Linked DNA regions of Homo sapiens: all the other regions are linked to region 3. A link is a contact called in ENCODE Hi-C or POLR2A ChIA-PET data. All regions are on one chromosome and are shown on one strand. The core of a region is the stretch at or near the end of the contact, and the rest is flanking DNA. Distances in the headings are between cores, read along the strand shown. Region 1 has its middle 28 kb from the start of PDCD4-AS1. Region 2 overlaps RBM20 (RNA binding motif protein 20). Region 3 has its middle 35 kb from the start of RBM20.

The links. A loop is a pair of places that touch in the nucleus more often than their neighbours do. ChIA-PET counts read pairs that join two places held with the same protein, here RNA polymerase II (POLR2A). Pooled maps may share reads with other maps.
Region 1: a pooled map shows a loop between it and region 3 (6-fold over the local background). The contact joins two enhancer-like sites. A Hi-C loop is called at or near these places in 2 of 37 single-sample maps with no recorded cell type and 4 of 50 pooled maps. POLR2A ChIA-PET finds 5 or more read pairs at or near these places in 3 of 52 experiments (GM12878, WTC11 and activated T-cell).
Region 2: a map with no recorded cell type shows a loop between it and region 3 (13-fold over the local background). The contact joins two enhancer-like sites. A Hi-C loop is called at or near these places in 1 of 168 maps with a recorded cell type or tissue (gastrocnemius medialis), 6 of 37 single-sample maps with no recorded cell type and 15 of 50 pooled maps. POLR2A ChIA-PET finds 5 or more read pairs at or near these places in 2 of 52 experiments (OCI-LY7 and activated CD4-positive, alpha-beta T cell).

Annotation. Positions count from the first base shown.
Region 1 is chr10:110,840,944-110,845,480 of GRCh38, reverse strand. No RefSeq gene overlaps it. Among named protein-coding and RNA genes, the nearest start is that of PDCD4-AS1, 28 kb to the left of the region's middle. RefSeq lists enhancers at 1,584-1,743, 2,104-2,153, 2,304-2,363, 2,374-2,443, 2,514-2,573 and 2 more. Within about 2 kb of position 2,285, at least 10 of the 41 ENCODE cell types and tissues checked have a DNase peak (open chromatin) inside an H3K27ac peak, as active enhancers do.
Region 2 is chr10:110,772,330-110,776,913 of GRCh38, reverse strand. All of the region lies in intron 1 of RBM20 (RNA binding motif protein 20), which reads right to left. Among named protein-coding and RNA genes, the nearest start is that of PDCD4-AS1, 96 kb to the left of the region's middle. RefSeq lists enhancers at 2,152-2,341, 1,232-2,431. Within about 2 kb of position 1,818, at least 4 of the 41 ENCODE cell types and tissues checked have a DNase peak (open chromatin) inside an H3K27ac peak, as active enhancers do.
Region 3 is chr10:110,607,366-110,611,520 of GRCh38, reverse strand. No RefSeq gene overlaps it. Among named protein-coding and RNA genes, the nearest start is that of RBM20, 35 kb to the left of the region's middle. RefSeq lists an enhancer at 1-264. Within about 2 kb of position 1,705, at least 2 of the 41 ENCODE cell types and tissues checked have a DNase peak (open chromatin) inside an H3K27ac peak, as active enhancers do.

The sequences.
Region 1 (4,537 bases), core at 1,036-3,535, 230 kb before region 3:
TGGTACCTGGGCAGTGTGTGACTGGGCAGAGACTTAGGACTCAGGTCTCTGTTGCTCCAGCAAGTCCCAGAAGTGAGCAACAGATAACTTAGTCCTTCAACTAACATTCACTGGTATCTGCTCTGTAGTGGGGATACCAGTGTGCACAGGGGAAGCAGGATACACTTCTTGACCTTGGAGACTCAATGACTACTGCAGAGGCAAATCTATAAACAGATAACAAGGAAACATGATAAGGGCTATAAAAGAGGGGCCTCTTGGGAGGCCAAGGCTGGCAGATCACGAGATCAGGAGATCGAGACCATCCTGGCTAAAATGGTGAAACCCCGTCTCTACTAAAAATACAAAAAATTAGCCAGGCGTGGTGGCGGGCACCTGTGGTCCCAGCTACTCGGGAGGCTGAGGCAGGAGAATGGCGTGAACCCGGGAGGCGGAGCTTGCAGTGAGCCAAGATGGCACCACTGCACTCCAGCCTGGGTGACAGAGTGAGACTCCGCCTCAAAAAAAAAAGAAAAAAAAAAAAGAGGGGCCTTTGTGTGTGTGTCTGGGCTAGGGGTACAAAGTGTTCTGGGACACAGTGGGGGACCAGCAATACCTGCAGGGAGGTCAGAGAAGTCAAGGAAGGCTTCGTAAAGAAGACAACACCTAAGTAGAATGTTAAAAAAAAAAAGTCGTAGTTTCCAGGTAGACAGAAAGGGCCAAAAGGTATTCCTAGCAGTGGGAAAACCATTTACAAAATCAAGGAGCTGGAAGGGGCCTATTTGGGAACCCCCGAGGCACTGAGCATAGCTGAACCACAAATGGAGGCTGTGGGGGTGAGAAGGTGGGTGGAGAGGAGGCAAGATTAAGTAGGGTCGGTGGAGGGCCAAGCTAAGCCATACGAGGAGCCCAGGAGACAAAAACCACAGAGACCAGGCTGGCCGACCCCAAGCAAGCCTGCCTCATGGGTAGGCTCCCCTGCTGGGGGCAGGAGGATGGTAATAAGGACCATAGCTCCCCACAGGCCCATGTGGGAGATTCAGGTAGAGAAGTGACCACCCCCCACCTTGTGATTGACAGCAAGTCTCCACTCTTATTTTCTTCCCAAAAACCTCTGGCACGCACAAGGCACACATCAAATGCACAGATGGGAAAACCGAAGCAACAGAAGGTAAACATTTGCCTACATCTCAGAATGAGTTCATTGTGGATTTGACCCAGGAACTCAAGGTCCTGATTCCCAGCATGGAGATCTGTCCCTGAGCCAGAAAGCTCTGTTCTTCCTAGGCTTGCATACAGTGATGGTGAGAGATCTCACGGGCAAACGGGGCACACCTTTTGCACCCCTCCTCCCTAGGCCGCTCCTTATCAGACAGGTTTGAGGGGAAGTTCCCAAACTGCCAGAGAGAATCAGCACTTCCCAGTCAGGCTTTGTTCCCTCCTGGCTGTGGTCATCCGTTTGGGGTAACCCCAAAGAATAAATGCTGGAGAGGTTTATTTCCCCCAACAATCCAAAGAGCAGGGGCCCCACCCTAGAGCTCTCTATTGTCAGGTGGGTGTGGCAGGGCACTCAGGTAGTAGAGATGATGGTGGCCTCCTCCTTGGCCTGTGAACACTGGTTCCTGGAAGTTCAGCCACTTAACAGAGAAATTTGAAAAACAGAGCTTGAAAATAAACCCAAACAAAAATTCATGAACTCCAGCCAGCATACTCACTCTCAGGTGGCTGGGCAGGTGTGAGCAAGGATCAGGCCTTCGGACACTGGGAGGTGTTGCCCCAACATCAGGAACCAGTTCACACAGACCAGAAGCCATCCCAGTGTCCCCGCTCCCACTATGCTCTTCTCCAATGTTGGGCTGTGAGCTCCCTAAGGATTTTTCCAACACCTCTCAGTACCTCTGTACTGTCCCTCAGGAGAATTATTCCAGAATATAGAGTCAAGTAGAACAATCTCCCCAGATAACCTGGAATGCTCTCTCCAGCCTAAGGACAGAGCATGTTTTTTTTTTTTTTCTTTCTGCCTTGGCTCCCAGGAGGCTTCTAGTCACATCTCTTGCTGTATGAGCCCTTACAGACCATATATTTGCTGCCTCCAACTTTCTTCAATCCTTGTTTATAATTTTTTGTTGTCTTAATCTGGACACATGGCATCATGTATGTGCAACATCTCTACTCCATGTTGGAAACAGGTGGCAGGCAAGTCAACAATCTAGTTTCACTCAGGAAGGAGAGGTCACAAGTGCAATCCGGCTAGCATTTTGGGGCTGTGGGAAATCCCCTTTTGATCACTCCCCTTTGTCCCCAAGTCCCCTGAGAGCAGAAAGCAAGCTGCTTCTCTTTCTTCTCCTCCCTGAAACAGGAGGAACTTGAGCAGCCCCCGGGGCCCTCCTTCCTCTCTTGCCCTCAGACTCAGCTCCCCTGGAATATTCTCCCAAGTGAGAAGAAGGAAGAAACAGTATTTCTCTGGGTATAGTGCTGTGGGTGGAGGCCTTTCTTTACTTTCCAGGGAGGAGAGGTACTGGAGAAATCAGTTTCTGGAATTTAACAATCAGGAATTCAGCCATAGGTAACTGCAGTATTGCTAAATTAGACTTTCTAATTTATCCAAGCAGCTCTGGGCAGACCCAGAGTCTAGAGGCTTTAGGGAGAGGCAGGAACAGGAGGTAGGCAGTGGAGAATAGTGGCTAAGAGTGTGGTTTGACAGTCATGTGGACCTGGGTTTGAATCCCAACTCTGCCACTTACTGGTCGTCTGACCCTTGACAAACCACTTTGTCTCTCGGAGCCTCATTTTCCATCTATGAAATGGGGAGAATAACAGTACCTGCTTCTCCAGTTGTGAAGAGGCCAAGAGACAGTGCCCCTATGGAGTACACTAAGTGTGCCATGCAGGGGGACTCAGGAATCAGCAGGGCCGAGCTGACAGCAGTAGTGTCTTGTGGAAGAGGGAGAGAAAGTGTGTGTGACCCCAGAGTTCCTCGCTGACAGCAACGCGGCCCTGGGCAGTGGCCCTGTTCCTTGTTTCTCCTCTGAGTAAGGATTGCTGACTCCACACAGCTCTCTGTCTTCAGCAGCAGGGCTTCCATCAGATCTCGAGGAGCTGTTTAATAACCACAACACTTCCAGCCATTAACAAAGATAAAGACAGCATTGGAAAATTGACTTTTGCCTGAGCACAGTAAGTACGAACCCAACTAAAAATCATAACACATGCTCCCAAACCCAGTTCGATGACTGTGACACGCTCCCACCCCCATCCTTCGCCGCCTCCCCCACCCACCAGCTGCCACCAGCCCCTTCTGCCATGGCCATGCTGGTCTCCTTTTCTCTGCCTCCTACTGTCAAGCCTTTTTCACACTAAAGTGCCCCTACCTTCAATGGCCCTACCACCCAGTAAAATAAATGCTGCTTCTATTCCAGGAGCTACTGGGGAAGTCCCTGGTTGACATCTAGGGCAGTGTTTCTCTAAGTGTCATCGGTGGACTGCACCTGCATTGAATTACCCCCCAGGCTTGCTAAGATGCAAATGCCTGGGTCCTCCCCGTGACCTAATGAGTCAGAATCTCCATGGGGGCGCCAGGAATATGCATTTTTAGCAAGCTCACCAGGTGCGGCTGATGCACCCAAAGCATGAGAATCCATGATTTCTCTTGAGTCCCTTGCTGAGTGCCAAAGTCCAGCTAGGACCAGACCTGGAAAATTCACACGATAATGTAATCGAAATATCATAAACTCTCCAAGTAGCCCCAGCAAGACTCAAGGGATCTGGATTCTAGTCTTGGCCCTATACCAATAAGCTGTGTTGCCTCAAACAAGTCACCTCTCTTCTCTGGGCCTGTTTTCTGGCTTGTAAAAGGAAGAGCAGAGGCTTGGGGGTCTCTGGGGCCATCCTGCTCCAACATGCTTGGAATTTCACTCAGGATAGGCACCTTTATATGACTGCCATTGTGGGAAAAGAGAATGGGGAGTTGACAGGGTTGAGCCCAGATGTCCAACCACTGCCTAAGAGGGCAGTTAACAGTTGCTGTTGCCAGGTTTGATGGTTCATGCCTGTAATCCCAACATTTTGGGAGGCTGAGGTGGGTGGATTGCTTGAGCCCAGGAGTTTGAAACTAGCCTGGGCAACATAGTGAAACCCTATCTCTACAAAAAAAAGTTAGCCAGAGGTGGTGGCACATGCCTGTAGTCCCAGCTATTTGGGAGGCTGAAGCAGGAGGATGGCTTGGATCCAGGAAATAGAGGCTATAGCAAGCTGAGATCGCGTGCCACTGCCCTCCAGCCTGGGTGATAGAGTGAGAGCCTGTCTCAAACAAACAAACAAAGAAAAGAAAGCAAGGTTAGTATCCAAGTGCCCTGACCTAGTAGGGCATTATGAGGAGGAATCCCAGTGTCTAGGCTGTGGCAGAGTCAGGCAGGGGCAGTCTGGAGTTGATCCCTGGGGATAGGTGTGGTACAGGGAGTAGGTCTGAGTGTCAGAGGTCCAGCCTGGTGGACTGGCTCAGAACCAGGCTCTAGGGCCCACAGAGATATCAGAGAGCAAATGGGAACACCCAGGCTTG
Region 2 (4,584 bases), core at 569-3,068, 170 kb before region 3:
CAAAGTCACCTTCCTAGGTCACTATCTACAATTTCCCACTCCAATGCAGGAGCTTCAGTACACTCTTTCTCTGTCTAAGTTCAGGTTTTTAAATTGAGTGGATAATCCCTGCAGTAGGCTGAATAATAAAAATGTTCACATTCTAACCCACAGAGGCTGTGAATATGTTATCTTACATGGTAAAGGGGACTTTGCAGACATGATTGAATTAAAGATCTTGATTATCTGAATTTCTGAATTTAATTTGGTATGCCCAATGTAATCACAAGAGTCCTTCTAAGACGGAAGCAGGAGGATCAGAGTCAGCGAGAAGATATAAGGATGGAAACAGAAGTCAGAGAGGAGAGAAGATGCTTTGCTGCTGGCTTTGAAGATGGAGGAAGGGGCCATGAGCCAAAGAAATGCAGGAAGCCTCTTAGAAACTAGAAAAGACCAGGAAACAGATTGTCCCTTAGAGCCTCCAGAAGGAACTAACACCTTGACCGTAGTCCAGTGAGGCTGGTTTTGGACTTATGGCCTCCAGAACTGTAAGATAATACATGTATGTTATTATAAGCCATTAAATTTGTGGCAATTTGTTACAGCAGCAATAGAAAACCAACACAATTCCCAAGACAATTAGATGCAAAAGTGGCTTCCACTAGAGAGGCGGTGGTAGGTGTAGGGGCTGACTGGACCTTGCTGGTATGAATTGATCCCCCCAGAGTACAGACCATCTGACCAAACATCCAAAGACCCTCTGGGAATGTAGTCAGGGGCCAATTCTGCACAAATAGGGGCCCAAGCAACGTGTCTCAGACCTGGCCAGTCCAAGAACCACATCCCTCTGGCAACAGTGATTGGCTCATGGGGGAACACTCTCGGATACTTTGTTAGAGCTATCAGGCATGATTCTCTGTCATGCCATGGTTGCTAAATTGTTGTTAAGCCATCACTTAATGACAGCCTGCTTGAGAATAAAGCCAACTCAGAAGATGCTGGCCTGAAGACAGAGGTACAGGCAGCTCCTTGATGACTTCCTAGGAATGCCTTGAGCCAGCTTCTCCTGAATCCACCCTGTACTTTGCTGGACATGAAGCAATGCATTTCCTTTATTTGCTTAAAGAAAGCCAACCTACGTAAACCACGGGCATTTAACCATCTTTTAAAGACGGTTCCTGTCTGTGGCCCACATTGACTTGAAGGTTCCTGGTCACCCTCCAGTTTCCTCTGCAGGAGTGGACTGACTGTGAGGACCCAGTAGTTGGAGCTACAGGGTCACTATCATCATCATAGGGAGAAAAGAGGATTAGAAGATAAGGAGTGGGCAACTGCTGAGAGAGGAGGCAGCAGGCATGGGGATGGGATTTGAGGGATCCAAGAGAGTCTTAACATCTGGTTGGTGAACCAGGACTTAAAGGGCTGTGGAATAACAAGGACACAGCTGAAGTGCAGTAGAGTGAATGTGCGTAGATGTATCAGCAGGCTCTCTCCTGGTAATGTCCAGCCATCCAGAAGCAGGAGCCAAGAACCACAGCCCAGAGCATGGTAGTGCCTAAACTCATGCACCGGCCACATCTGCAATAAGCACAATATCTTCCAAGATAACCAGTTCAGGAATTTAAATTCACTTCCAGTGCAACTGGCTGAGTGGTGAATGCGCCATTTCTTCTTTTGTGCTAAAATATAGAAAGTAATCGAGGTGAGAGGGCTGATGACCAGGCAAGAAAATATTTTCTAGGTATGACCACACTATAAAGGTGTGGCCAAATAAATGCAACGCTGAAGGTCAGATCTTTAGAGCAGAGTTGAGAATTTATGATCTTTCCATGTCTTTATGACACATTCTGCTAGTGTCAACACAGGAGAGACTTAAAGCAAAGAGAGGATTAATGTCAACTTAACTAACAAGAACTACATTATAGTTTTCCTTCCTTCTGAACCATTTTTCTTTAAAACATTCCTTATTTATGGTATTTTGGTGGGAATTTCTTTTTAATATTTATCTTTCCTAGATCAAAAATTCTCAACTCTGCTATAATGCTTTCAGAAGCTAGGTCAGAATATGAACTAGAGAGGGACATTCCTGAATGTCAGGTTACAAAGGTGACAATGACAACACAACAGTCATATTGGGGCTAAAGTTCAAACTCTAGCTAGTGATCACACTTTAAGAGTGAGCTGAGGCCTTACAGACAATTTAGTTTAACTCACTCATTCTACAGACAAAAACAAAACAAAACAAACAAAAAGAAAACAACAAAAAACAAACAAACAAAAAACCGCAAAAGCCAATGAAGTTGGCGTCCTCTGTGAAACCGCCTAAGTCACACACCGAGACAGAGAAGAGCTGGGACTGGAATGCAGGCTGCCTCTGTCCTCAGGGCTGATGGAGGTAGCTGTGGTCGGATACACGCCTATCAACATATACCAGATGAATTCTCTCTTTGCAAGGAGAAGATGAGGCCACACACCTTTTGGATAGTGCTCTTTCTTGATAACAATAGGGCTGCTGGGTCTTCACTAGCTTGGCCTCTGTGACTAATTTCGAGACTACTGGGTCAATGCTGCTATTCTGTGTTTGGGCCTTAGCCATGACATTACCATATGATGATTCATATCACCATGACACCTCTTGGAATGATTCATAACAGCAATATAATCCTATCATCTCTCTTTTGTTTTGTGTTTTTCAGTTGGTGTGTTAATGAGTGTTCTCACTTCATTAGCTGTCTCATCTCCAGAACAGCCATATGGACAGCTAAGTCAAATATGACCATTTCCAGTCTATAGTAAGAAGACTGAGACCAAGAAAGATCAGATGAACCGTGTGAGGTCATCCAGTGAATAAGGGACTTGACTGGGACTTGAAGGAGGGTTTTTAAACTGTAAGGCCAATATTCTATCCTCTGTTTACACGTTCATTAAAGGGAGCTCCAAAAACCACATTTCTGGGCCTACTTCCTTTGGGCCAGTTAAACATGAGTTTGGGTTAGTTAAACATGAGTTTAACTAACATGTTTGGTATCAGATCCCCGGGCTTTCAGTCCACTGTGCTCCGTACGTCGCTTATCAGGCAGAGCACAGTCTCAGAACCAGGGGACTATGCAGTCACAATGGGGCAGCTGGTGGGTTTAGAACTGACACGAGAGGCCTGCCTTTCATGCTGGACTTATTAGAACGGCTCAAAACCTGCCAAAGAGAACTGATCCTGCAGCAAATGCAGAGAAAATGATACACATTCTGCTAGTGTCATCACAGGAAAGACTTAAAGCAGAGGATTAATGTCAACTTAACTAACGAGTCCCATAGTATAGTTTTCTTTCCATCCTTCTGAACCATTTTTATTTCTTTGAAAATATTCTTTATTTTTATAAAATGAGGGTATGGTATTATAGGTGAGAATTTATTTTTAATATCCATATTTGGTTTTTTTTGAAAATTTTAAAATACAGAAATATGAAGAGGAAAACAAACACTTATGAATTCAGTGCCCATTATCCAAAATGAATAAATGCTACTGTAATGGTCATTTTGCTTCAAAATTTTTTAATAAAAGAATATTTGACAGATAAAGCTGAAGCCCCCTTTGAGACTCTGCTAAGTTCAATCCCACCTTCATCTCCCCAGTGACATCCACATGTGGTGTGTCTATCTGTCTGTGTATCTGCCTGTATCTATATATAGAAAAAAAGCAGGAAAATAAGGGATTTTTCCACATGTGTGCATTTATAAAATAGTGCCTAGGACTGATATCAACAAAATTTCTCCTTAAGAACAAATGCATAACCTACCAAGTTTCCTCTAACACACTGAAGACTGAGAATAGCGCAATGGAGTGCAAAATCAGGAAGCTAGAAATCAGAAGACCTGGGCCTGGCCCAACAGCCCTTATTCACTCCCTGTGGGATCCTAGGTCAGTTAGTTTCCCTGGATCTCAGGGAGTTCTTTTTTTTGTAAAATGAGAAAGCTGGATGAAAGGATCTCTAAGGTCCCTTCACCTTTGAAATCTGATAACTCTAAGGTTTAATTTCCTCATCTGTCAAATGGAGATCGTAATGTCTGTTCCACTCACTGTAAAGATCAAACGTGATGTGCAGGTGCTCTGGAAAATATGATAATTATATTAACTATCATTATCATTGCTCACAAATTCAGCTATTTCTGCACCTGGCCACTCCTGGGAGTGCTTTTAAAGAAACCATTGTTATATATACAGTCATGTGCTGCTTAACAATAGAGACATGTCTTGAGAAATGTGTTGTTAGGCAATTTTGTCATGCGAACATCATAGAGTGTACATACACACCTAGGCTATATGATATACCCTATTGCTCCTAGGCTACAAACTTGCACAGCATGTTCCTGTACTGAATGCTGGAGGCAACTGGAACACAATGGTGAGTATTTGTGCATATCTAAATATGTTTAAACCTAGACAAGTACAGTAAAAATGCAGTATTATAATCTTATGGGACCACCATTGTATATGCCATCTGTTATTGACCAGAACATCATTATGCGACCCGCGACTGTATATGGCTTCGTTCAGAGGCATGTGTTGCAGGCCAGACAGCATGAAATAATTTCATTCTCTCTAACCTT
Region 3 (4,155 bases), core at 456-2,955:
TCACTCTGTGAAAGAACATAAGAGACGCTGATTCGGAGTGTCTTGTTGGGGAGATGACTTAAAAATGATAAACTGAAAAGCAACATAGGTGAAGCTGTTTCAATTAAGGGATGCAAGGTTAGAGACAGAGCAAATGAGGAAAATTATAATAGAACAAACTCTTCTGGGTTTATATGAAGATTGAGAAAGTATAGAGGAAAAAACTGCTCTGAGGAGAAACAAGTAGGGCTACTGCAAGAAAGGACTGTGATGGCTGATATTGTCAAATTGATTGAATTGAGGAATGCAAAGAATTGTTGCTGGGTGTGTTTGTGAGGGTGTTGCCAAAGGAGATTAACATTTGAGTTAGTGGATTAGGAGAGGCAGACCCACCTTCAATCTGGGTGGGCACCATCTAATCAGCTGCCAGTGCAGCTAGAATAAAACAGGCAGATGGAAAGAGCAGACTTCCTGAGACTTCCAGTCTTCATCTTTCTCCCGTGCTGGATGCCTCCTGTCCTCTAACATTGGACTCCAAGCTCTTCAGCTTTTGAACTCTTGGACTTATACCAGTGGTTTGCCGGGGGCTCTCAGGTCTTCAGCCACAGACTGAAGGCTGCACTGTTGGCTTCCCTACTTTTGAGGTTTTGAGACTCTGACTGGTTTCCTTGCTCCTCAGCTTGCAGACAGTCTATTGCGGGACTTCACCTTGTGATCATGTGAGTCAATACTCCTTAATAAACTACCCTTCATATATACATCTATCCTATTCCGTCCCTCTAGAGAACCCTAATACAGACTGCAAATTTTGTTAACAAGATCCCATTAAACAGCTGCTGCATACCTTTCTAAGCAGCAATCCAACCTGTTGCAAGCACTAGGTACCTTGGCTAAAAGCATCCAATTACTGAGCTGCAGTTAACACGTAGCTCAAACTCTTGCAACAGAGAAATCTCAAGAATGTCACACCTTGACCATCTCATTGCTCCTGGAACTCTACTCTAAGAAACTAGAGTTTGAAAAACTAGACTGAAAAAATGGAGGGGTTGGCATGTGTCAAGGGCCCCCTCTAGTGGCTCTGGGAAAAAAGTGAAGTAATTACTGGGAGACAAAGCAGCAGCCCAATGATGAAGAAAGCCTCAGCCTTATCTACCTTTGCAGCCATCATTTCTAATTCTGAAGTGGTACGATAGATTCCTGTGTTTGAAGACCTCTCCTAGCAAAGGCCTCTGCCTCAGAAGTGTCAGGGACCTTTAGTACATTATACCTTAACTGCCTCTGTTAACTTAGTCCCAAATGATTTGCCTTAAACCCGTGTCCTTCAATTTTCTATGGTGGTGGGTTTTTTCCACCCATATGTAGTTCCATGTTTCCAGCCTTTACCGCCATCATTGTTAATTACTGAATAATTTTAGGTGTATATTTATAAAGCCAAAGCAGGACTTGTGATCACTGTACACTTTAATGTTTGATAATCAACTTTCCAGGCACTGATCTGAACACACAAGTATCCATGAGATAACATTCAAACCTTAATGTCTCTTTCCAATAATAGAGTTATACCAACCAATGTGAGGACTTGAGAGAGGAAATAAATCCATGTGCTTCTTGCAAACCTAATCGCTAGGCTGCCTCATGTCCCTGAGCAATTACTGGCTGCCACAAGGGCTCTTACACCCAGGAGACTCTGTGTCTAGGAAGGGGAGAGTGAGTGCCACATGGTGGCAGATTTATGGAGCAACGCTGGCATCTTTCATGCAGAAGACTGGCAGCCAGGAGTAATCCAGTCCCCCTAAGACACTGAGATAAGTGATCAGAGTGTACCTAAATAAGTGCAGTCTAAAGAAAATAGGAGGAGTGGGGAGGCAAAAGGCAAAGAAAACCAGAGATGGTGAATTGTGCCCTTAAAATCTGTTTCTCTGTGTCATGTGGAGGATCAATCAACACTGTACTATCTCTCTCCCATTTTCATAGTTAACTTGGGAGAAAAAAAGAGCTAATGTATTAGAGTCTGTCCTGCTTGCGAAGGAAAGCCAGGACTTGGTTCTGGCTCTGTGGGTTATTAAGCTGTGTGTGCTCATTTATTCATTTGGGTCACTTACCTAATCTGGGCTTCAGATTTCCTCGTCTATAAAATTAAGGTATTAAACTAAAAAATTTTGTATCTCTGGATCTAAATATATCCTTCAAAGTCCTAACTTAGAAAAAGTGGAGATATGAAAGCCACTTTATTTTTTTGAGATAGAGTCTCGCTCAGTCGCCCAGGCTGGAGTGCAGTGGCACAATCTCAGCTCACTGCAAGCTCTGCCTCCCGGGTTCACGCCATTCTCCTGCCTCAGCCTCCCGAGTACCTGGGACTACAGGCGCCCGCCACCAGGCCCGGCTAATTTTTTGTATTTTTAGTAGAGACAGGGTTTCCCCGTGTTAGCCAGGATGCTCTGGATCTCCTAACCTCGTGATCCACCCACCTTGGCCTCCCGAAGTGTTGGGATTACAGGCGTGAGCCAACACGCCTGGCCGAAAGCCATTTTTAAGACACGTTTTGTGAAATCTGAGCTCTTGCCAAAATAATATTCCTTCTAGAAATGTTAACCACTTTATCAAGAATTACTTAATGTGACCAAAATAAAAGCTGTAACACTTCTAGGCAATAGGCAATTGAAACAGATTCTGTTCTTACTTTTCCCGGATGAAAAGAAGAATTGTTTCTTCCAAAAGATAAAACTAAGGAAACAAGGATATCACTGTTCAATCTTCACACAAAAGGAGAGGATAATTTCCACCTAATTACATATAATTTTAAAACAAAAAAGGGCCAGCTGCAGTGACTCACACCTGTAATTCTAACACTTTGGGAAGCCAAGGATCACTTGAGGCCAGGAGTTCGAGACCAGCCTGGGCAAAGTGAGACCCCACCCCCATCTACTTAAAAAATCAGAAATCAGCCGGTGTGTTAGCACACACCTGTAATTCTAGCTACCTACTTGGGAAGGTGCCCTGAGAGGAACCCTTGAGCCCAGGAGTTGGAGATTGCAGTGAGCTATGATTGAACCACTGCACTCCAGCCCGAACGACAGAGTAAGGCCCTATCTTCTCTTTAAAAAAAAAGAGAAAAAAAAAAAAAGAAAAAAATACCAAGTAGGGAAGGAAAGATCCTCCTAACTTTTAACAGCAGGCTAACACTTTGCTGTTACCATTTAAACTGCATTAATGTGCAACTGGTTCCATTTGCACTTCCCTCCATTTAAGATAGCTGACTAAGCATAAATACACAAACCTGGATTATCAGTGTTCCAGGATAAGGAGATACGCCTAAGTAAAAAGATACAGAATGAATATTATTTCGTAAATATAACACTTTTTTTTTTTGAGACAGGGTCTTGCTCTGTTGCCAGGCTGGAGTGCAGTGGCATGATCATGGCGCATTGTAGCCTCAACCTCCCAGGCTCGTGACCCCTTCCACCTCAGCCTCCCAAGTAGCTGGGACTACAGGTGTAGCCACCAAACCCAGCTAGTTTTTAAATTTTTTGTAGAAATCGGGTCTCACTACATTGCACAGGCTGGTCTCAAACTCCTGGCTCAAATGATCATCCTGCTCCAGCTTCTAAAAATGTTGGTATTACAGGTATGAACCACTATACCTAGCAGAATTTTTAAGAAAATGATTTCTTAAATCTTTAAGACAGAACATAATCTCTGCACCTCTGTGGCAAGCACCCAACAACTGGAAGCTGTATCCTGTGTAAGACCATTTGCTGGGTGATAGTGAAATCTGAATACTGTTCACTTTACTTAAACACTGGTATTCTCCCTTTGTGGGAAGCTGAATCAAAGTACTAGTCCTTTTATTAAGAGAGTTTTGGTTTTTTTTTTGTTTTTTTTTTTTTTTGACGGAGTCTCGCTGTGTCTCCCAGGCTGGAGTGCAGTGGTGCGATCTCAGCTCACTGCAACCTCCACCGCCCAGATTCAAATGATTCTCCTGCCTCAGCCTCCCAAGCAGCTGGGACTATAGGCCCGCATCACCTCACCCGGCTAATTTTTAGTAGAAACAGGGTTTCACCATGTTGGCCAGGCTGGTCTTGAACTCTTGACCTTAAGTGATCCGCCTGCCTCAGCTTCCCAAAGTGCTGTGATTACAGGCACCGAGCCACCGCGCCTGGCCTAGATAGTTGTTAA